Regions from separate parts of the Homo sapiens genome. Here region 1 is linked to region 2. A link is an interaction called in ENCODE POLR2A ChIA-PET data of the cell type or tissue named here. Cell type or tissue: K562. All regions are shown on one strand. Each heading gives the region's core, and the rest is flanking DNA. Links, peaks and the distances in the headings are about the cores only.

Region 1 (10,911 bases), core at 1,790-9,789, 74 kb after region 2:
TGCAGGATTCCACCAAGATACCAAAATCACTCCCGTGCTAGGGTTTGGGAGGGACGCAGGGAGGGAATAGCTCAGCCAGCCAGAAGCCTGACAAATCACCCTGCGTCTCACATCCAGTAGGTCACTAAGCCTAGTCCATCAATTTGCTGGTTGGACAGTGGCTGCTTTTGAAGTTTCTTTGTCCAAATGCCTGGAAAACAAAAAACAACAAAAATGAAACAAACAAACAAAAAAACAACATGCAACTGCTAGTGAAGAAAGTAAAGAGGAAATCTAGGGGCCAGGGAAGTGACCATTCTTAGCCAGGAAGTAAACTTTTCATGGTGAAGCATGATATGCAGGAGTTGGATTTGGGGGTTTCTGAAAATCTCAGAGTAAAACCCTCTTTTGAGAGGTGAAACTCAGTTTTGGGACATGAAAGGGCTACTGTATCTGGAAAGAAATTAAGTTATATTACTTCTCAGTACTAGGAATCCAAACCAGACCAAAGAGGGTTACTCAATATTCATTCTCTAAAGCTCACGTATTATTGGAAGTCTTTGAGAGATCTTTTTTTAAAGTCACTGTTACCATTATCAACAACATCAATCTTCATCCCTCATAAAGCCCTGTGGAATAAACAAAGTATAGATGCCATCTGATCCCTGCCTTTTAAAAGCTCACAACCCAATAAAGGGACTATATCCTGTCACATATATAATCTTCAAATGCATAAATGCCAGTTGAATACTGCTGCAGATCATGAGTTCTGCAGGAGTTCAGACTAGATTAGGTTCAGAAGAAGCCTTGGAAGAAAGATGTGGGTAAGGTGGAGAAGGTATAAGGGATGGGCACAGGGAGAACATGCCAGCTTTGTCCAGCTGGCTGGGAAGGAAGGTAGGAAAGCAGTAACAGAAAAAAATGAAAGTAATAAGATAAATCCAAGGTCACTGAGTATAGTAGATGCCCAGCTAAGTGGGTGAGTGGGAGCTGAAATCCAAGTCACTTGGAGGAAAAGGTTACTTTTTGTTCATACAAAATCTCCTTGCCTAGTTGAGCCTCAAACGGGTGGCTTTTTCTAATTCATGCAGAGGCCATCTGCAACTCTTGAAGGCCAGAGTTGTATGGCCCTGGATTCTGCTCCATGGACAGTAGGAAACTCTGAGAGGTGTTGAGGCAGCTGGCAGCAGTGATGTAGCCGGGATGATACAGCAAAAATGCCACTTCATGGAGTGAGCAAGGGAACCAGGTGAGAAAGCATCTTTTCCAGTACAGGTATATTCTGACTTCAGGATACAATAAGAATGGAGAAGATGGAAAAGAGTAAAGACCATGCGCTGGAAGGGAAGTCAGAAATCACCAAGCTGCCCAGAAGAGTGAAGTTCTCTATGGTGCCAGGGAAAATGGCAGTACCAACTTTTACAGCTCCATACAAAGCCTTTTGCAGGCAGATTTTCTCATTGGTCTTTGAGTCTCCAGAATGAGCACGGTGCCTGGCATATAGTCATATAATTTCTCAATAAAAGTTTGCTTGATAAATGATTAGCATAAATAGGGAACTCCTTCCCCTCTCGGTCTGTAGCTCAAACGTCTCCACCTCTGGAAGGCTTCTGTGAAGCCCCCAGACTCTACAGCACTCTCAGAGCACTTTGTTCAAGCCACTATTAGAACACTAGGCAGAACTGGAACTGTCAGCCTCCCTAACTGTCACCCCGGAAGGCTCCTTGAGGGCAGGGGCCATGTCTTATATATTTAGAGCCTAATGGGCACCAAGAAAGGCTTGTTGCATGAGCAAATATTGAAGAGGGAAGGAAGATCAGGGTTTTTTTTTTTAACAAGCAGTGTTTAGATATGTTGGTTTTGATTGTTCTAAGCAGAATGTCCACCACTCCCTAAGAAATACAAACCTGTTATGATACAAATGTGATTCTCCTCTAGAAGAGATAATAGGTAATGCTATTGTGGATAGGAACCCAGAGGACAGAGGTGTGTAAAGAAGGAGCTGGAGGCGTATGATGTCACATTTAAGTTAATACTGTTAGTCACTTAAATATAAATTGTGTGCACTGCCAATAGCCTGAGGGCACTTGAAAAAAAGTATAATTTTCGCTGACTAAATCCTTTGTTTGTTCAACTAAATTGTAGGCACATCATGGCACTGAAAAAAAGTCATAAATTTCTAACTTAGGTGGAGACAATAAATGAATCCTTTTCTCTGGGGTAACTGCAAATCATTCCCAGATATTATTTGTCATTCATGGACCTACTCAGTATTTATTGGGCCCTTATTACATACCAGATCTTGTATTTTAAATGTTACTTAAAAATTATGGAGCTCTCATGTCTTTACATTCTCACAGACTGTCAGTATTACTATGATGAGAGTGTGTGTGTGTGTGTGTGTGTGTGTGTGTACATATTGGTGTATATAATGTGTTTGTTTTGTGACCTACTTTTTCATCCATATCTTTTTACTTCAGTAAACATTTTCTACCACATTTTTTAAAATTATGGGACTAGGAGATAGAAGAGAAACATGTAACGAATCCAAATCTTAAAAAGATTATTTTGATATTTCACCGTGAAACACTAGGAGAAACACCCACAGCCTCGCTGTTTTTTGACCCACCCACCCTCTCACTGAGCCATATGTTGGCTGCTGGTTGGAGCTGATGGGCCGTAATTAGGAATTGCACAGCCTCTGAAGCTAGAGTTTGGCTCGGTGGACTTGTGGCATGCCCAAATACCCCACATTCCTCTCTGGCTCCCGCGTGTTCTGTGGGACCCTCACCCTCACACTGGCCCCCACTCAGCAGACATCTTCCATTTGTTGGACTGCGACGACAGGGGGAATTTGGGGAGTGAGACTCTAAGGGCCCAGCCCAGGCCCTATCACAGGAGGGGGTGAATGTGCATTCCTGGAAAGGAGTCGGGTTTCAGAGCCTGATCCGCAGCGTGGCTCCTCACAGCACTGCGAGCCAGAGCTTGGCGCGCGCGGTTCCGTGGGAAATCTGAACACTGGCGGCTCAGCAGCCCGGTAATCTTATCAGGGCCGCAAGAGAAAGCATTTTGGTTCCAGAGAAATCTGAAGGCAGCTCCGCTTTTCTCCAGTAATAATATTTAAGTCTGTGGAGCCAGCCTGACCAACCCTATTCAACTCATTAGAATCTAAAAATCTCAGAGCTCTGGGTGAAATAAAACAATCTTTAACTGCCCTCTGCCATATGGTAAAGGGATAAACCAACTCACCAAGAGGTATCTTGAGGATTTAGGCACTATTGGACTTTTGGAAAGCCAACAGCTTGCAATTTTTCTCTTACCTGGGGAGTAGTTCAACCCAAGCCTTCAGAAGTAAGACAGAAGGATGGTTCTTGTAGCAGCAAAGTTTCAGTAATGCTTCGGACACAGGATGAACACTGAGTTGCCACTATCAACAGGATTGCCCTAGGAATCTCCTGAAGCTCATCACCAGAGCCAGACCCGAATGAACACTGTCCTGGTTCTTTGGTCTTCTGGGCAGTCAGCCTCCCGTTTTTTTCCTTTGGAGCTTCCTGAATACCCATCTCCTGGGAATTGTGGAAACAGCTGGCTAAGCCCATGAGGCTCACCCTGTAGAGCCATTTATTTGAATGGATCAAATCCTATTCCATGGGAAGGGCCTCCAGCCAGTGCAATTCCAAATCCCAATGAGTCCCTAAGAGAGGTGCAGGGCCCTTACCTCTGTAAGAGACCCCTCTGAGATGCCATTAGAGCCTATCCTTAATGAATAGTATTAGAAGCCTCCAAGCTAGAGCAGTCAGGTGGGGGCACTGAGAAATTCTGGACATTGGAACAGACATTATCTCCAGCCAAAAATTTGAGTCAGCATCATAGATGTCTCCAGCCCTTTGTTTTGAACCTGTTTGTACCATGTCAGGGCCAACCTCCTGGCCTCGAGGTAGCAATCACTACTCTTTCCCAGGCTGAATCTTTTATAATTAATCATTAATGATTCACGGCATGCCATGCACTAGCTTCTTTTTGTTTTTTTTTGTTTGTTTGTTTGTTTTTAGACGGAGTTTTGCTCTTGTTGCCCAGGCTAGAGTACAATGGCACTATCTCAGCTCACTGCAACCTCCTCCCGGGTTCAGGCAATTCTCCTGCCTCAGCCTCCCAAGTAGCTGGGATTACAGGCATGCACCACCACACTCGGCTAATTTTGTGTTTTTAGTAGAGATGAGGTTTCACCATGTTGGTCAGGCTGGTCTTGAACTCCTGACCTCAGGTAATCCACCCACCTCAGCCTCCCAAAGTGCTGGGATTACAGGCCACCACGCCTGGCCCATGCACTAGGTTTTTAGTTAGATTCAGTAAGCACACACTGAGCCCTTACTGCCTGCCAGGCACTGCGGATCTAAAGGGGTACGTATCTACCAGCTTGCTGACCCTTGAAGAACTTGCAGTCTAAGAGGGGAGACAAACACCTAAACAGATTATTGCAGAGCAGGGATGAGAGCTTACACCCACAGAGGAGGAGCATCAGCCTGGGGCTCAGGGAGGGCTTCCTGCTAAAAATAATTTCTGAGTTGAATCTTGAGGGGTGAGTAAGAGTTAACCAAGGGCAGAAAATTGGGAAGAGCATTCCAATCAGAAAGAGTGACAAGAGCAAAGCTACTGGTGCAAGAAACAGCACGGTGTGCATGGGAAATAATAAGTAGTTCATTCCTGGAGGATAAAGCAAGATAAAGATATTTGAGGACTAGATGGGGAGTACAGGAAATGTAAGTTGCAGTTCCTGCCCTAAAAGGAACTCATTCTATTTGGGGAAACAAGATATACCCAAATGACATGACATAAAAACATGCAAGATAGAATCTTGATAAGTTCTAAGGTATGTGGGCGTTCAAAAGCTCCTCTAATACAAGGTAGAGAAAACTAGCTTCCTGTGCTGGGGATTCCTCCACAAGTGCTGCTCTTCCCCCACCTCCTGGCAGCCCTAGGGTGCAGAACACACAGGAGACCTCAATCTAATGGCAGCACATGCCTGCCTGGGGCCTGCCCCAAAGGCTCCTGCTAGAGAAGTTGATTTGAAATAGGCTCCAGGTCCCGAGGGAATGCCTTTGTTCAAGCTCACCAAAAAGCCACCCCAAGTCCTCCTACCTTCTCTGACAGAAAGAGGGCTCTAGGAATAGACCACACACACACACACACACACACACACACACACACCCCTTCTGTTCCCACTCACACTTCCACCTGCAGCCCCGCTCATTCCTTCCACTATGGCCACACTTCCTGTACACTCCCTGAAAAGTCAGCGTTTCTCCTGCTTGCCCAGAGGCAGACAAGGGATGCACCAGGGTGGACTGTAGAGCAGCAGCCAACCACATGCATCAGCCCAAACCCAGTAAGCAGTGCCGCTGGGCCTTGTGGCTGCTATTGCACAATCCAGCACCCACGCCACAGGTCACAGAGAATTTGCATCTCACAATGTGCCGCAGCAGGCTTTGGGCCTCCTCTGAGCCTCCCCGCTAGACCCTCCACCTTCAATAGTTCATTCCCAATGCGTGAGCTAAATGTACGCTTTTCCCACCCTGCTGGGCTGCCCACCACGACCTCCATCTCTGAAGCACATTCCCAGGATTCAGGTTCCTGGCTTGTCATCCTTTACAGATATGTTTTGATGAATAATGGGAAATTCATTTCTGAGCAGCCACACCGATGTCAGTGTGGGAGAGACCTAAAGCTTGTTGTCATGGTAATTACTACCACTTGTTGAATGCCTACTATATATAGATGCTGTGCACAGATTTATTTCTTTTAATCTTCATAAAGTCATATTATGTCTTCTAGGAAAGGATGCTGAGGCTTTGAGATGCTTAAATGATGTGCCCAGGGTCTAGAAGGTAATTACCAACCTTCTAACATTTGAACCTACCCTATCCGGTGGGATCCTGTCCCTGTTCTTCCTCTTGCTCTGGAGAAACTCTGGCTTCCCCCACAGCACCTGTGTGGGCTCTCGGGGAGACAACAGGCTCCTCAGCCTGGCCAGTCTTCCTCCAGCTCAGGCCAGGCTGTGGTGGAGGCCAGCCAGCTCAAGGCTTGGTGCTTGTAAGGCCTGGCACAGGTTTACTCCGAGCCCTCCTCTGCACAGCTAAAAGACTTCTGAAAGGCCCCAGTTGTGTCTCTGGGTGAAACTGGTGCCCACACCTAAAGCAAAACAGGAAGACTTTTCCAAATTCATTTTTAGGGCTTTGGAGTTTTGAGAGCAAGAAAGAACCATAGCAATTTCTTCCATCCCCTTCATTTTAAAGATGACGAAATTGAACATAAGCAATTTACCAATGGTCGTACTTAAAGTCAGTTAGTAGCCAAGTCAAGAGTTAAAACCAAGGTCCTGGTCGGGGGCGGTGGCTTATGCCTGTAATCCCAGCTCTTTGGGAGGGCAAGGAGGGCGGATCACGAGGTCAGGAGATTGAGACCATCCTGGCTAACACGATAAAACCCCATCTCTACTAAAAATACAAAAAATTAGCCAGGCATGGTGGCAGGCACCTGTAGTCCCAGCTACTTGGGAGGCTGAGGCAGGAGAATGGCGTGAACCCGGGAAGCGGAGGTTGCAGTGAGCAGAGATCACGCCACTGCACTCCAGCCTGGGTGACACAGGGAGACTCCGTCTCAAAACAAACAAACAAACAAAAAGCAAAAACAAAAACAAACAAACAAAAAGGTCCTCTGACTCCCAGCACACTAGGACGCCTTTGACCCGCATGTTCAAATGAACTCATATATAATGACTTTATTGATTTTGCATTTTTGTGTATTGTCTTCTTGGCTCTCTGAAGTCCTCCACACAGTGGTGCTCAGCTCTCTAGGTCTTCCCTAGCAAGCACTACTATCTGTGGGGATAGGGTGGGTAGGGAGAAGAACCATTTTCATTCTCATTGTTTTTTTTTTCTTTGTTTGTTTGTTTTGAGGTGGAGTCTTGCTCTGTCTCCCAGGCTGGAGCGCAATGGTGCAATCTCGGCTCACTGCAACCTCCACCTCCCTGGTTCAAACGATTCTCCTGCCTCAGCCTCCCAAGTAGCTGGTATTACAGGCGCCTGCCACTGTGCTCAGCTAATTTTTGTATTTTTTAATAGAGACGGGGTTTCACCATGTTGGCCAGGCTGGTCTTGAACTCCTGACCTCAGGTGATCCACCTGCCTTGGCCTCCCAAAGTGCTGGGATTACAGGCATGAGCCATGATGCCCGGCCCATTCTCATTGTTTTAACAAATGCCAAGAGACCCAGAGCTGAGGCTAGGAGGGCCCAGCTACCCTAGCTGCAGCGCCACGCCTTGTTCTACTAGGCTTACTTTCTCCGATGCCCTCAAGGGGTCTTTCTGGGGGAGCCCCTTGGCCCCTGTTGTCCAGTCATGCCTGAATCCCCTCACAAAGGCCTGAATTTAAGTACTGGAGAGGAGAAGAACAAGGATGATTCCAAATGCTTGTTTTCCTTGGGGAAACAAATGGGAGACTCAAAGAGATGCCTGGCACTCCAGGCTGCTATACAGTGCGGAAGTGCTGCCCAGGTGGAGAATCTGATGCCAGTGGAGTTGGCAGGTGTATGAGTTTGCGAGGGCTGCTGCCGTAACAGATTACCACAAACTGGGTGGCTCAAAACAACAGAAACGTCTCCTTTCATGGTTCTGGAGGCCGGATGTCTAAAAGCAGAGTGTCAGCAGGACCTCATTCCCCACTAAGGCTCGAGGGGCGGCTCCATTCCATGTTTCTTTTGGCTCCTGGTGGTTGCCAGCTTCCTTGACTTGTGGCCACATCACTCCAGTCTGCCTCATCTTTGCCACACCTTCTCCTCTGTGTGTCTCTTATAAGGACCTGTGTCATTGGATCAGGACCTACGTTGATAATCCAGGATGATCTCTTCATCTCAAAATTGGTAACTACCTCTGCTAAGACTGTTTTTGCACATAAGGTAACATTCACAGGTTCCAGGGATTAGGAAGTGAGCATATCTTTTTTTTTCCTCCTCAAGACAGGGTCTTGCTCTGTTGCCCAGGCTGGAATGCAGTGGCACAATCATGGCTCACTGCAGCCTCAACCTTCCAGGGCTTAAGTGATCCTCTCACCTCATCCTCCTGAGTAGCTGGACTATAGGCGTGCACCACCACACCCAGGTAATGTTTGTATTTTTAGTAGAGACGAGGTCTCACTATGTTGCCCAGACTGGTCTTGAACTCTTGGGCTCAAGTGATCCTCCCACCACAGCCTCCTGAAGCGCTGGGATTACAGGCATTAAACACTGTGCCTGTCTAGGAAGTTATCATAACTTTTAGGGGGTCACCATTCACCCCACTATCGCAGTCAACCTGCTATCCATATAAAGGTAAAGAACTTGGGGATTGGAGGAGTGAATCCTGGGTTATTGTTAAGCTATATTATAACCACCCCCCGAGCCCCCACTAGTGCCTTGGGTGCAAATTACCAAGGAATATTTATTGACACCTGTTGTGTGACTAATTTCCTGCCTCTTAGGTAGCCCGTATATACAGCTGTGTCATCCATACCCCTAGTGCCTGGGTCTCAGCTATAATTCTCTGTTCAGAGAGCTGCAGTTGGGAGGGGAAGTCTGTCTCCAGGCCGCTATGGAGCATTTCCATGAAGCCATGAGGATCACCCCCAACTCATCTGGTCACTTTTCAGGGAGATAACTATGGTGTAAGCAGGCTGGGAAGAGCCACTCGAGATTATCTAGGATCACCACCACCATTGTAAAGGATCATGCCTAGCAAGATTATAAAATCCTATTCTTAAATATCTTATTCTTTCATTAATCCCTTCATTCATTTATTTAGAGATGCACCAAGACGCTACCAAATGCAAATTAATAAGACCAATCCTGGCTGGGTGCAATGGCTCACTCCTGTAATCTCAGCACTTTGGGAGGCCGAGGCAGGTGGATCACAGAAGGTCGGGAGTTTGAGACCACCCTGACCAACATGAAGAAACCCCGTCTCTACTAAAAATACAAAATTAGCCGGGCATGGTGGTGCATGCCTGTAATCCCAGATACTCAGGAGGCTGAGGCAGGAGAATCGCTTGAACCTGGGAGGTGAAGTTTGCGGTGAGCCGAGATCGCGCCATTGCACTCCAGCCTGGTCAACAAGAGTGAAACTCTGTCTCAAAAAAATAAGAATAAGACACAATCCTTGCCCTCAAGATTCATACAGTCTGAAGGTAAAGAGGGGACATAAATGAAAGAAGTGATTACAAAACAGTGTGATTGGTTCTGAAAAGGCAGTGAGTAAACAGTCCTGTTGCATAAATAACAGGACAGGCTAGTGTTGCTGTAACCATGCCACAATCTTAGTGGCTGAAAACAACAAAGGTTTACTTTTCACCCCTGCTGCAAGTCCATTGAGGGTTGGCTGGGGGCTCTGCTCTGGCTCATTTCTTGTCCTCCCTCTGAGACCTAAGCTGTGGGAGCAGCTACCCCTTTGCTTGTTGTCATGGCAGAAGGAAGGAAAGTTCTGGAAGACTCACGCTGGCCATTAAATGCTCTCTTTTGGAAGGTTCCTAACTATCCACATGGCTCCAATTAACCATAGGGGCAGGAAGTACCATCCTCTCATGGCCTCCAAATGATGAGAGCTAGAAGTACTTCACAAACATTGTTAGTGGCCTGATAGAGTCTTAGAAGCCTTCACAAAGCAGACGATCTTTGAGCTGTGTCTGGAAGTAAGACTGTGTCTTTCAGGCTGACAAGAGGGGGAAAGCCGAGGGAGAAAGTGTTTATCTGCACCACTCAGGGCTCATTCGCTTGAGTCTTACACGGCTTTTGTGGTCGGAGATGTTCTTGCAGATTGAAATGAAAACTGCTTCATAAGCACAAATAATGTTTTCAATGATGTCAGCTGTTCTTCATGCTTTGGGGGTGATTGAGAGAGGCAAGTAGGTTTGAACGAGAAGCTAGGGGTGCAGATATGCAGGAAAATATATCAGAGAAATATAAACATAAGCGTTAAGGGCATCTGTTTAGACTGTTTCTCAAGTTTCTTAGTCCTGGAACAGCCAATTCCATGGAGCATGCCACCAGGAGTTGCAACTTATAGCCTAGGTGGCTCTTGGGAGGTGAACGTCTTTGTGGCTATGTGAGCAGCATGGAATTGTCTACGCCTTTTGATTGGAATGCACTCCCCCTTGGTGAAAGGGAATCTATGTCTTTTTTCTACATGCAGTTATATAACACTTAGAATCACCATTCTTTCCCATAAGGCTTGTACATAAGCCCTACCTTTTGTCCCTAAGGAAGGAGTTGGTGAAAGTCGGCCTGTGAGTAACATTGGAATTAGGCAGTAGAATTTGAAGAAATGGTAGCAACAGACAGCCCTCTGCTCCCTTAAGGCTTTCTTTGCCTGATTATTGATTTTGTAGTAGATCAAGGGGGATGCCATGCAGAGAAAGACCATCAATCCTGGGTTTTAGGTTCAGGGTCAGTTACCAGCCTCAGGATCCCGGTCAGTTCCGTGCTCTGTAAAACCGATACCTGCTTTACCTACCTTCCAAGGTTATTTTGAAAAGGAAGTAAGATTATGCATGTAATAAATATCTTATGAAAGTACCTTGAAGCGTTCAATTATTTCACAAATGCATGGTGGTGGTGTTATTAGTATTTATTAAACTGATATTGTGAAAAATTGTAACAACCCTGAGCGTGTCTTCTGTAAGAAAGCACTGGCGCTCTCTGTGCCTAGTGGAAGGTGGCAGAAGGGAAGGCAAAGAGGGTGACATTGGTGCACATGAGCAAAGTGAACCTTTCCAATATAGGACAAAGAGGCTTTTTATAGCATAAAGGAGGTTTTAAGCTGTGCAACAGTAATAGGAAAAATACTTTACACTTCTACCACACTTTATTGTCAAAGTACTTTCCCGTATCTGTTCAGCTAAACTGTAA
Region 2 (10,911 bases), core at 1,272-9,271:
TTCATGCACGTTTACATTTGGATAACAATTATTTTCCAGACATTTGGGGAACAATTCTTGACTCCTTTCAATCTAGAGGACATGTTTTCCAAATGCCTAATAGTGCTTGCTACATAGAAAGACATGTTAATATGTATCTTTTGGATTGCATTTGTTTAATCAAAAACACATTAACTAAGCTTTAGAAGAGTAGTCATCCCAGTATTTCAATATATCTGTAAAATTTATTTTTTTAATTTTACTTTAAGTTCCGGGATACATATGCCGAATGTGCAGGTTTGTTACATAGGTATACATGGGCCATGGTGGTTTGCTGCACCTATCAACCTGCCATCTAGGTTTTAAGCTCCACATGCATTAGGTATTTGTTTTACGCTCTCCCTCCCCTTTACCCCCAACCCGCAACAGACTTTGGTGTGTGATGTTCCCCTCCCTGTGTCCATGTGTTCTCATTGTTCAACTCCTACTTACGAGTGATAACATGCAGTGTTTGGTTTTCTGTCCTGTGTTAGTTTGCTGAGAATGATGGCTTCCTGCTGCAAAGGACGTGAACTCATTCTTTTTTATGGCTACATATTATTCCATGGTGTATCAATATATCAGCAATATTAAACAGGAGAAGAAAGTTACCTGCGAGTCAGAAGAAAATAATTAGATTAGAATTTGCACTAAAATAAGGCCAGCCTTTCACATCATCATCATAGTAATTTTAAAAGCACAAATGAAAGAGTGCCTGTAACAAAATATCTGTCCTCTTTGCCTGCCAGATGCCCATAATTCCACTACTTATGCATTTGTACATTAGATGTATGCATTTAACAAGTATGCATTGAGTGCCAAACAAGCCCTGGGTGCTGTGATGGGTGATGAGAATTAAAATTATTAATAGACATTGTCCTTAATTTTAAGAAAAATTTCTGCTTAATTAATTCACAAATAAGCAAAGAGACAAAGTATAATTCGATGTCATTAGTGCAACGTGGAGGGCTATCCACAGGCAAAGGCGCCAGGGAAGAAGGAGCATAGGCCTGTCTCGAGGGAAGGTTCATATCAGAGGTAATTCTTGAGTTGAAACTTGAAGAACAAATAGAAGCGTGGCAGACAGTGAGAAGGTGGGACTAGAGAGAAGGAGAGGAAGAGTTTTACACAGAGGAAATAGTAGGTACAGAGGCAAGAAGACATGATGTGTCAGAAAAAGCCATTTTAAGTTGAAAAGAATGTGAAGAACCAATGCAGGCAGATGAGCATGTTCAGCTGGGTAGGGGAAATATATCATGCCAAGAAGAGATTTTGATTTTGGGAAGCCATAGAAAATTCATATGTTAGAAAGATCAATTCAGGCATGATGGCTCATGCCTGTAATCCCAGCACTGGGAGGCCAAGGCAGGTGTATCACTTGAGCTCAGGGGTTCAAGACCAGCCTAGACAAAATGGTGAAATCCCGTCTCTACCAAAAAATACAAAAAAAAATTAGCTGGGCATGGTGGTGCATGCCTGTAGTATCAGCTACTGGGGAGGCTGAGGTGGGAGGATCCCTTGAGCTCAGAAGGCGGAGGTTGCAGTGAGCCAAGATTGTACCACTGTACTCCAGCCTAGGTGACAGAGTTAGACCTTGTCTCAACAAAAAAGAAAAAGAAAGGAAGAAAGAAAGAAAAAGAAACAAAGAAAGAAAGAAAGAAAGAAAGACAGAAAAAGAGAAAGAAAGAGAAAGGAAGGAAGGAAGGAAGAAAGAAAGAAAGAAAGAAAGAAAGAAAGAAAGAAAGAAAGAAAGAAAAAGAAAGAAAGAAAGAAATATAATTTTATGAAGATATCTGTTCTCCCCAAGTTATCCTATTAATTCAGTGACTTCCAACCAAAATCTCCACAGAATTTTTTAAGGGAAACTGATGAACTCATTTTGGAATTTATTTGGAATTGTAATCCATGTGGGTAACTAAGATATTTTTGCAAAAGAAAAGCAGTAAGGGGGAAATTGCCCTATAAATATCAATCATACTGTAATCTCTCCAAGAAATGTGTATGTAACAGTATAACTTAAAGCTTTAAAGCATAATTTTAACAAACATATAACAATACCATTTATAGGATTTAGATTGATTTTTGCTACCTTACAGTGTCATGAAAAACAAATATATATGTGTTCATTGACAAAAGCTCATAGGTTAAAACACACTGTACATGACAGTAATTGAGGCAGCTGTAGGAACTATGGTAGGAATAGGCAAATTGTTACAGATTGGATTCCTCAGAAGCAGACACTGACAGAGTTTGGCCTGCAGAGCACAGATGGTCCCTGACTTAACAATACTTCGACTTAATGATTGCTTGACTTTAAGATGATGCAAAAGTGATGGGCATTCAGTAGAAACCATACTTTGATCACCCACACAACAATTCTGTTTTCACTTTCAGTACAGTATTCAATAAATTACATGAGATATTCAATCCTTTATTATAGTATTGGCTTTGTGTTAGATGGTTTTGCCCGACTGTAGACTAATGTAAGTGTTCTGAGCACGTTTAAGGTAGGCAAGTTTAAGTTAAATGCATTTTGACTTATAGTATTTCAAGCTTACGATGGTCTTGTTGGGACATAGCCCCCTCGTAAGTTGAGGAGCATCTGTACTTATTAAGGATCAATATCTGTGGGGGAAAAAAAGGGTGGCAGCAGGATTGGGCAGAGAGAGAAGCGAACCTGCAGTGCAGGCCTGACAAAGCCCCTCTTCCTAAGGAGTTCTGGAGTGTATATGGTCCATCGGAAGTGGGGCAATGGCATAATGACTCATGAGATGCAGATTAAAATCGCAATGTGATGTGACTACATACCCACCGGAATAGCTAAAATCCAAGTGTTGGTGAGAATGTGAAACAGTGGGGACTTTCACATACCGCTGGTGGAAATGTGAACTGCTGCAGCCAGGTTGGAAACTGATTGGCAGTATCTATTTTTTTTGAGATGGAGTCTCACTCTGTCACCAGGCTGGAGTGCAGTGGCGTGATCTCAGCTCACTGCAACCTCCGACTCCCTGGTTCAAGCAATTCTCCTGCCTCAGCCTCCCGAGTAGCTGGGATTACAGGCACACACCACCACATCCAGCTAATTTTTTATATTTTTAGTAGAGATGGGGTTTCACCATGTTGGCCAAGATGGTCTCAATCTCCTGACCTCATGATCCCCCCGCCTCAGCTTCCCAAAGTGCTGGGATTACAGGTATGAGCCACCGTGCCCGGCCAGCAGTGTCTATTAAACATATGGCCCAGAAATTCCACTCCCCAGTATATACCCAGCTGAAATACTTGTATATATTTTTTGTTTTGTTTTGTTTGTTTTTGAGACAGGGTCTCACTCTGGTTGCCCAGGCTGGAGCGCAGTGGCACGATCTCAGCTCACTGCAGCCTCGACTTCCCTGGCTCAGGTGATTCTTCCACCTCAGCCTCCCAGGTAGCTGGGACTACAGATGCACACCATCCTTCCTGGCTAATTTTCTGTATTTTTTGGTAGATACAAGGTTTCGCCATGTTGCCCAGGTGGTCTTGAACTCCTAGACTCAAGTGATCCACCCACCTTGGCCTCCCAAAGTGCTGGGATTACAGGCCTGAGCCACCATAGCCAGCCTGAAATACTGACATATGTTGACCAAAAGATGTGTACAAGAATGTTCATAGCAGCATTACTTGTAATAGCCCCCAAATGTCCATTGACAGTGGGATGGAAAATAAACTGTGGTTTATTCCCACAGTGGAATAGTTCAGCAATGAGTGCTGCTACATGAAGCAACATGGATGAATCACATAAAGATGATCTTGAGCAAGAGAAGCCAGCCACAAAACACATGTATGATTCTGCTTATATAAAATTCAAAAGTAGACAAATAATTCTAAGGTCTAAATATGAAAACAACAGTTCCTTTTGGGAGATAATGACTGGAAGAGAGCATGAGGGGAGCTTCGAGGCTGTTGGCAATGTTCGTTTCTGGAGCTGGGCAGTGCTTACAGAGGTGTGCTCACCTTATGAAACAATCATTGAGCTCTACACTTGATTTTTATACTTTTATGTGTCTATGTTTGTGTTGCTCCTTAACAAATTATCCCTAAACTTAGTGACTTAAATAATGAATATGTATTATTCCATTATTTCTTTGGGTCAGGAATTGAGGTGTGGGTTGACTAAGTAGTTCTGGCTTAAGGTCTGTCATGACAGTCGCAGTCAAGCTGTTGACAGGAGCCGCAGTCATCTCAGGGCTCCACTGGAGTCTTACAATTTTTTCATAATCTCAGAATGACATTCCGTCATTCAAGGAGAGGAGATTAACACAGGACATGATACCAGGGGGTGAGGAAGGCAAGCATATGGGATTGGTGCTGTTATACTACTCCAGTATTCAGAGAGGAGGGGGTAACAAAGAAGATGGAAGAACACCTACAACTTATATTTATCCTCCAGTCCAGCTTTATAACCTCCCCTGGTCTCATGCCTTAGTCTAGAAGTGGAACATGATGGATAGGGGAAGGAGGGGCTAAAAAAAACCTCAACAACATGAACTGAAAGTGCATATGTTGGCAGTAATGTTTGGCAATAGTGGAGGTCCAGTTTCGATGATGCCCGGTGGTTGTAGGCCAGTGCAGAGCTGCAGTATCCGGTGCAACAGTTCCCCATGAAAGTGGCTCATCTGAAGGCTGTGACAACAGAAGAAGGGCCCTGATGCAGCTGTGCAGGCAGAGGTGGCCCGAGCAGGCAAAGGAGGTTGAGCTCATAAGTGAGACGCCTCTGGTGATAGGAGCGACTTGGAGGAGAAGTAGAGGCCCCACCATCATGAGTGGAGACAAGGGTCATCAATATAAAGAGCTACTGTGAATGTGACTCACTTTGTCTCCCAGGCAAACAGAAGCCACTTAAAGCTTTCATTGAAAGGAAGGAGAAATCATCAGCTAGATAGATAGTGACTATGCTGGAGGTGAGTGAGAAGTTGGCTTTGGTCCAGGTCTCAACTGGGCAGCTGCTGGACTGAATCCAGACTGGCTGGCCCTTACATTCTCCTTGTTGCTTGTCTACAACCTCCGAGAGTCTTGAGCTGGGTGTGAAAGTCTCCTTCTACCTAAAATGTGGATGTGTGATGCAGGGAGGCGTCAGGAGATAGGGAATGCTGGGGCTGTTTTTCCTAAAAGCAAGAAGGAAAATGAAAGCTTAATAATGACAGGTAAGGTTGAATTGTCACGATAATATGTGGCTTGTATATTGGGAGCTTATGCCATTTACTTCTTGTTCCACATGCATCATTCCTTAAACAAGTGTTTGCTAAATATTTAATGTGCATTTATATTTAATGGAAGGGGTTTTTTGTACAGTAGAAAAAGTCACACAACATCATATGCATTAAGACTGATAGTCACAGGTTTTTACATGTGGGGATGGCTTAATTTTGGAGGTGGTGACCCAAGGCACTGTTAGTGACCTAGATGACCACTAGAATACCAGATACAGTCACAAGAATGAATTCAGAGCCCTTTAAAAGCTATGCCTAGCAAATTCCATGAAGGGTGTGTGAAAAATAAAAGACCAGAAGGCACTATAGAAAACAATTCTCCTGCTCCTCAAGCAATGATAAACGAGATTGCATCATGTCTTTGCTTAAACCCTCCAGTGGCTACTCCTTACACTTACTAGCTACACTGCTTGGCATGGCCTGCAGGGTCTGACCTGGTAGAGCGGGCCTCTGCATACCTCTCCAACCACACCTCCTGTTCTCAGTCCCCAGCTCCAGCCACATGCCTCTCCTGGCTGCTCCCCAAACATCTCCAATCCCTTCTGCCTCAGGGGCTTTACACTTGTTCCTCTTTCTGCTAAGAACTTTCTTCTCTGAGCTCTTCATGAGCCAGCTTCTTTCCAAACCCCTTCTCAACTGTTGAAGATAATTTCATAGAGACCTTCCCTGACTTACCCCATCCAAAATACCCACTTCCAGACACTCCCAGCTCCATTACCCAGTTTTGTTTTTTTCCTAGCACCCACCACGATTAATCATTATATTACTTAGTTATTTGTCCACCGTCTTCACTAGGATGGAAACTCCATGGGAGGAGAAACTTGTCTGTTTTGTTCAGCTCGGAATCCCCTGGGCATAGAACAGTGCCTGGGCCACACAGGTGCACAGGCACTGATTGTTAAATGAATTAATATGTGGATGATTAAATTATGAGCCATGTTTTAAATCGGGGTGTCCACTTTTTTGGCTTCCCTAGGCTGCATTGGAAGAAAAATTGTCTTGGGCCGCTTGTAAAATACACTAATACTAATGATAGCTGATGAGCTAAAAAAAAAAATCGCAAAAAATTCTCATAATGTTTTAAGAAAGTTTACGAATTTGTGTTGGGCTGCATGCAGCCCACAGGCCACAGGTTGCACAAGCTTGTTTTAAATGTTTTTAGCTATGTTTCCTTCCATAGTTTCTATAACTTGAAGTACAATTTAAGATGATATCACTCTACATTCTTTTACTTCTATCAAAAGAATATATTCTTTCTATCTATGTGCCCCAGTAAGAAGCCCAAGAATTCTGGGCTGCTCTTCAAGCCATGGGGTCAGTTACGATTGCCTTGTACAAAAATAAATCATTTGATAACTGGGAAACTGGAGTCTTCTGCAGAGAGGCTGCATTCAGAGCCTGTATGTGGAGCTGTTGAGGATGCACAGGATCTCTTCCAGAAACAGGCAGCCTAGAGCCAGATGCAGGTATGGCTGGAAACTTGCCATTGCAAAGTTTTTCAGGGTGCAGGGATGAGAGGATACCCTCTCCCATGGTGTTGTCCTAAGCTGTGGTCCCTCTGTGCACCTGTGAGTCTGAACCCCAATGTGACAGCTCCTTGGTTACATAAAACTCTCAGCATAATCACCATGGCAAATATTTATCAAGCTCTGTGTGCCCAGTACTATTCCAAATACTTTCATGTACTATCTCACTTCATTTTCACATCAACTCTACGACATAATACCACAGGTCCTCAATTTCACATCCTCATTTCCAAAATTCAAAAAGCTCTGAAAACAGTCATTTGCCAGCACACCTTCCCTCGGTGAGACTCTTCATGTTTTTTATCCATCCTGTGCTCCGCAGGTGTTCCTATGTTTCACTGCAGAACTATGAATGTTGTGGAGGAAAAGCAACCGGAACACCATGACCGTAGACTTTAATCCAGACTGCCAGGCAGAAGCAGTCCCTGAAAGGAGTGTTCTCAAATACCTTGGGGGAGGAGGGAGGGTTTTTGGGTTTGTTGTTTGTTGTTGTTGTTTTTATTGCTGTTATAGGGCCTTAGCAGGGGGGTCAGCCTTAATTCAGGAAGTTCAGGAATAGTAGGTGAGGGATGGATTTTAGAAGAGAGAGGAATTCTTGCACATCAGCCACCATTGTTCAGGCAATTTGGATTTCATTAAGAGGGATGAGGAGGAGCAGTTAGGGGCTAAGGTCACGTGTTAGAGTGGGTGGAAGAACAGCTGTGGAGGACGAGGACATGCCACAGCCTCAGTGGAAACTTCTTGGTCCTTCGGTGTCTCTCAGTGTATTCGATTGCAGGTACTGCTCCAGACACCACTTTCTCTATTCTAGGAAGTTTCCCAGGCTGCCTCAAGAAATGTGAAATTCTTTTCTTTTCTGTGTAGTACATAAAATAGATACTTCTGGGCAGCTTCTTACCTTTCTCAGATCTGAAAATCCTGAATTCTGAGACACGTTTGGCCCAAGGGTCTTGGGTAAGGGATTACGAGCTCTTTTTCTCAGCCCCATCTTACAGCTGAGGAAACTGAAGCCCCTGGGGGTTACAGACCTTGCTCAAGATCTAGCATTTAGTGAGTAGACTAACAGACATCCTGTTTTCCACAAGTCACTCCCAGGTGCCAGAGAGGCTGGGTCAGAAGGAATGCATAGCCCCAGGTAGGTGCTGTGCCCAGAGGTGCCCTCCTCACGACCACAGCATCCTGTCCTGGGTGGGAGGTAGAGTCACTGCCCCTCTCCAGACAGAGGTCAAGGATGAGTAAAAATTCGCCCTGATGTTGCCATGTTTCCTGCTTCTCCAAGAGTTGGTGAAAGAGCCTGTGGTTGTTTTTCTCTCCACTTTATTTCCTTCCTGATAGACTTTCTTGGCCATTCACAATAATTTGTTTTTATTTTTTCCTTAAGGATGACATAGAATGTTTTTAAAAGCCTGACCCCTTATTGAAAGTAAAAAGAAAAATGCCTAAAGAGGGTAACATGCTCTGGCCAGGCCTTCAAGATCTGACAGGAAGACAAGGGCAGCCCCTTCCCACTGCAGGGCTTCTCTGGCCATGCAGCCATGAGGTCAACTCCCACTAATAAGCACTTTAACCCTCAATAAGCGCTCTCAATACTTCATGGGTAAAGATGGGCAAATGTTTTTAAAAGCAGACATGTTACAGAAATTTTTAGTAGGCCCCACCTCCAAAAAGCAAACAAAAAAAAAAACACTGCAGGAAGGGCTCCATAAAATGTTTATTTCACTGCAACCTCTTCGCAGAGCCTAGTTTTGTTCTACAAACAACGCAAACCACCTACATTCTTCACACATAAGCTTATTATGACCCTAAGTTTCATGTGGATTTCAAAAATGTGATTTTCTCTTTGGGAGGAGGCAGGTAGAGGTAAATTAACCTCCTTTCTTATTGCTGGCTTAGCTGCCCTGGAGGGCTGTGGGTTACGGAGTGACTTCATCAGGAGAACAGAGGGATGCTCGGGAAGAAAGGCTGGAGCAGCTCCTGTCTCAGCCGCACAGGGAAATGGATGCCTGACTTGCTGTATTATAATAGCAACGTCTCTGCAGGGAACTCATTTCAATACTTTATATACTGAACTTGCTTAATAAGAGGCTAGCATTTCTCAAAGAAATCAGTTTCAACTATGATTTTTTAAATGCTAACCAACTACAAAGTAACCCACAAATATCGGAGGGCTATACTAGTTATTTAAAACTTAGCAGCCTAGAGAGCCCCGTTTCCTTTAGTTTAGTTGTGTCACTTTTTCCTTTAACATTTAAATGGAAATATTTCATATGCTGGGCTTGGAAACTCAGCATTTCCCCACAGAATAACTGAGGATTCCCAGGGGTATATGCTGTTCACAATAGTTTTCTGCAAGATTTTTTATCTTGCTGGAAGCTTTCTCTGCTTCTTGTCCTGAATTAACCCAACAAACACTACTTTGCCTTAATTTCCCTGCAACAAACACTGCTCACCCAAAGCATAGCAGGTTTTTGTTGAAGATTTAGGGGAGGCGTTACATTGCCATGTACCACGGCAGATTATTTAAAATTGAATGTTTCAGTCTCTATTCTAGAAAGCTTCCCAGGCTGCCTTAAGAAACTTGAAATTCTTTTCCCTTTAATATGTACAATAATTTTGCTCAATGTCTTCTCTTAGCACAGCCAACGAGGCATGGCAGTATTTTTCCACAATAAAATGGCTTTCTGAGCATTTTGTTAAATGAAATATATTTCTTCTTTTAAATAAATTCTAGGGCCCATTTTAAAACTCCCTCTTTCACATTTACAAAATTTCAAAGGGAAACTTTAAGTAGTTACTCAGTATATGCTGATCAAATAAATTTCAAGCATACTGCTTAAATTCATCTTATTCCTCCATAGAAAGGGAGGAAAGCCTGGGGACAGTGGCTCACGCCTGTAATCCCAGCACTTTGGGAGGCCAAGGTAGGTGGGTCACTTGAGCCCGGGAGTTTGAGACCAGCCTGGGCAACAAGGAGAAACCCCATCTCTACAACAAATACAAAAAAAAAAAAAATTAGCTGGACATGGTGGCACACACCTGTAGTCCCAGTTACTAGGGAGACTGAGGTGGGAGGATCACTTGAGCCCAGAAGATCAAGGCTGCAGGGAGCTGTGAGCATGCCACTGCTCTCCAGCCTGGGTGACAGTATGAGACTGTTTCAAAAAAAAAAAAAAAAGGGTGTGTGTGTGTGTGTGTGTGTGTGTGTGTGTGTGTGTATAACATTTGTGTTTGTGTGTGTGGGAGGAACATCTGAGTGGGCATTTTGTGCCAAAGGTAATCATGTGTGCTATCTGTGGTAGGCATTATACTGTCCACCCAATATTTCTGGCTCTCTGCCTTCTGGGCACAAGGGGGGCCAACTTAGGGTTAGTGGGGCCATATGACTAGTTCTGGCCACTGAGATCTAAATGGAAATGACATGTATCACTTCCATTCAGACCCTCCAGAAGGCTCTTTCCCTTACCCTAGGTTGCTGTGTTCCAGATTGTGGGTGCTCTGTCCACTTGTATCTTGGATCAGTGTAGAGTAGATCCCTCTCCCACCAAAGCTGGTCTGCAGGGACCACAGTAAACACGTATTATGAGTGGGAAATAAACAATAAACCTGTTATTTGAAGTCACTGAGATTTAAGGACTATTCGTTACCATAGTATAGCCTAGCCTACTTTGATATACTATCTAATTGTAATTCTTGCAATCACCCTCTGAAACAGGTATTATTATCTCCATGTTATTGATGTGATTTTCTCAGGCCACAGAGCAAATACATGGTGGAGACTATTTTCAAATCCACCTCCATCTGACCCAGTGCCTGTGCTCACTACGCTGAATTTATACTTACATTTATGAACTTTACTTTTTGATGAATATTCTTACAAACAGGTTCATAGCTTTTTTGAATTTCCAATTTTGCTGAATTGGAACTTCCAGTTTTGAAATTCCAATCCAATTCCAGTGATCCCAATAAAACAGCACCATAGAATTTTTACTCAGTGTAATTTCATGTGATCCCCACAACACTCCTGTTATGTCAGGCACATTCTTTTTTATTTGTTTGTTTTGGTTTTAATTGTTTATTTTACTTTAAGTTCCAGGATACATGTACAAAACATGCAGGTTTGT

The links. ChIA-PET counts read pairs that join two places held together with the same protein. Peaks named below come from ENCODE experiments on the same cell type or tissue, not always from the same donor. Only the 100,000 strongest peaks of a DNase experiment are listed, where the experiment ranks them.
Region 1: POLR2A ChIA-PET joins it to region 2 with 6 read pairs; 11 of 35 experiments call an interaction of 5 or more read pairs at or near these places.

Annotation. Positions count from the first base shown.
Region 1 is chr1:167,632,579-167,643,489 of GRCh38, forward strand. All of the region lies in intron 1 of RCSD1 (RCSD domain containing 1), which reads left to right. Among named protein-coding and RNA genes, the nearest start is that of RCSD1, 7.8 kb to the left of the region's middle. RefSeq lists enhancers at 2,328-2,851, 2,852-3,374, 4,741-4,820. In K562, for the core only: a CTCF peak has its summit at 4,940 (motif pointing left); DNase peaks (open chromatin) are centred at 2,903, 4,947 and 9,743; H3K4me3 peaks cover 283 bases.
Region 2 is chr1:167,559,139-167,570,049 of GRCh38, forward strand. No RefSeq gene overlaps it. Among named protein-coding and RNA genes, the nearest start is that of CREG1, 11 kb to the left of the region's middle. RefSeq lists an enhancer at 4,951-6,150. In K562, for the core only: a CTCF peak has its summit at 5,661; a DNase peak (open chromatin) is centred at 4,943.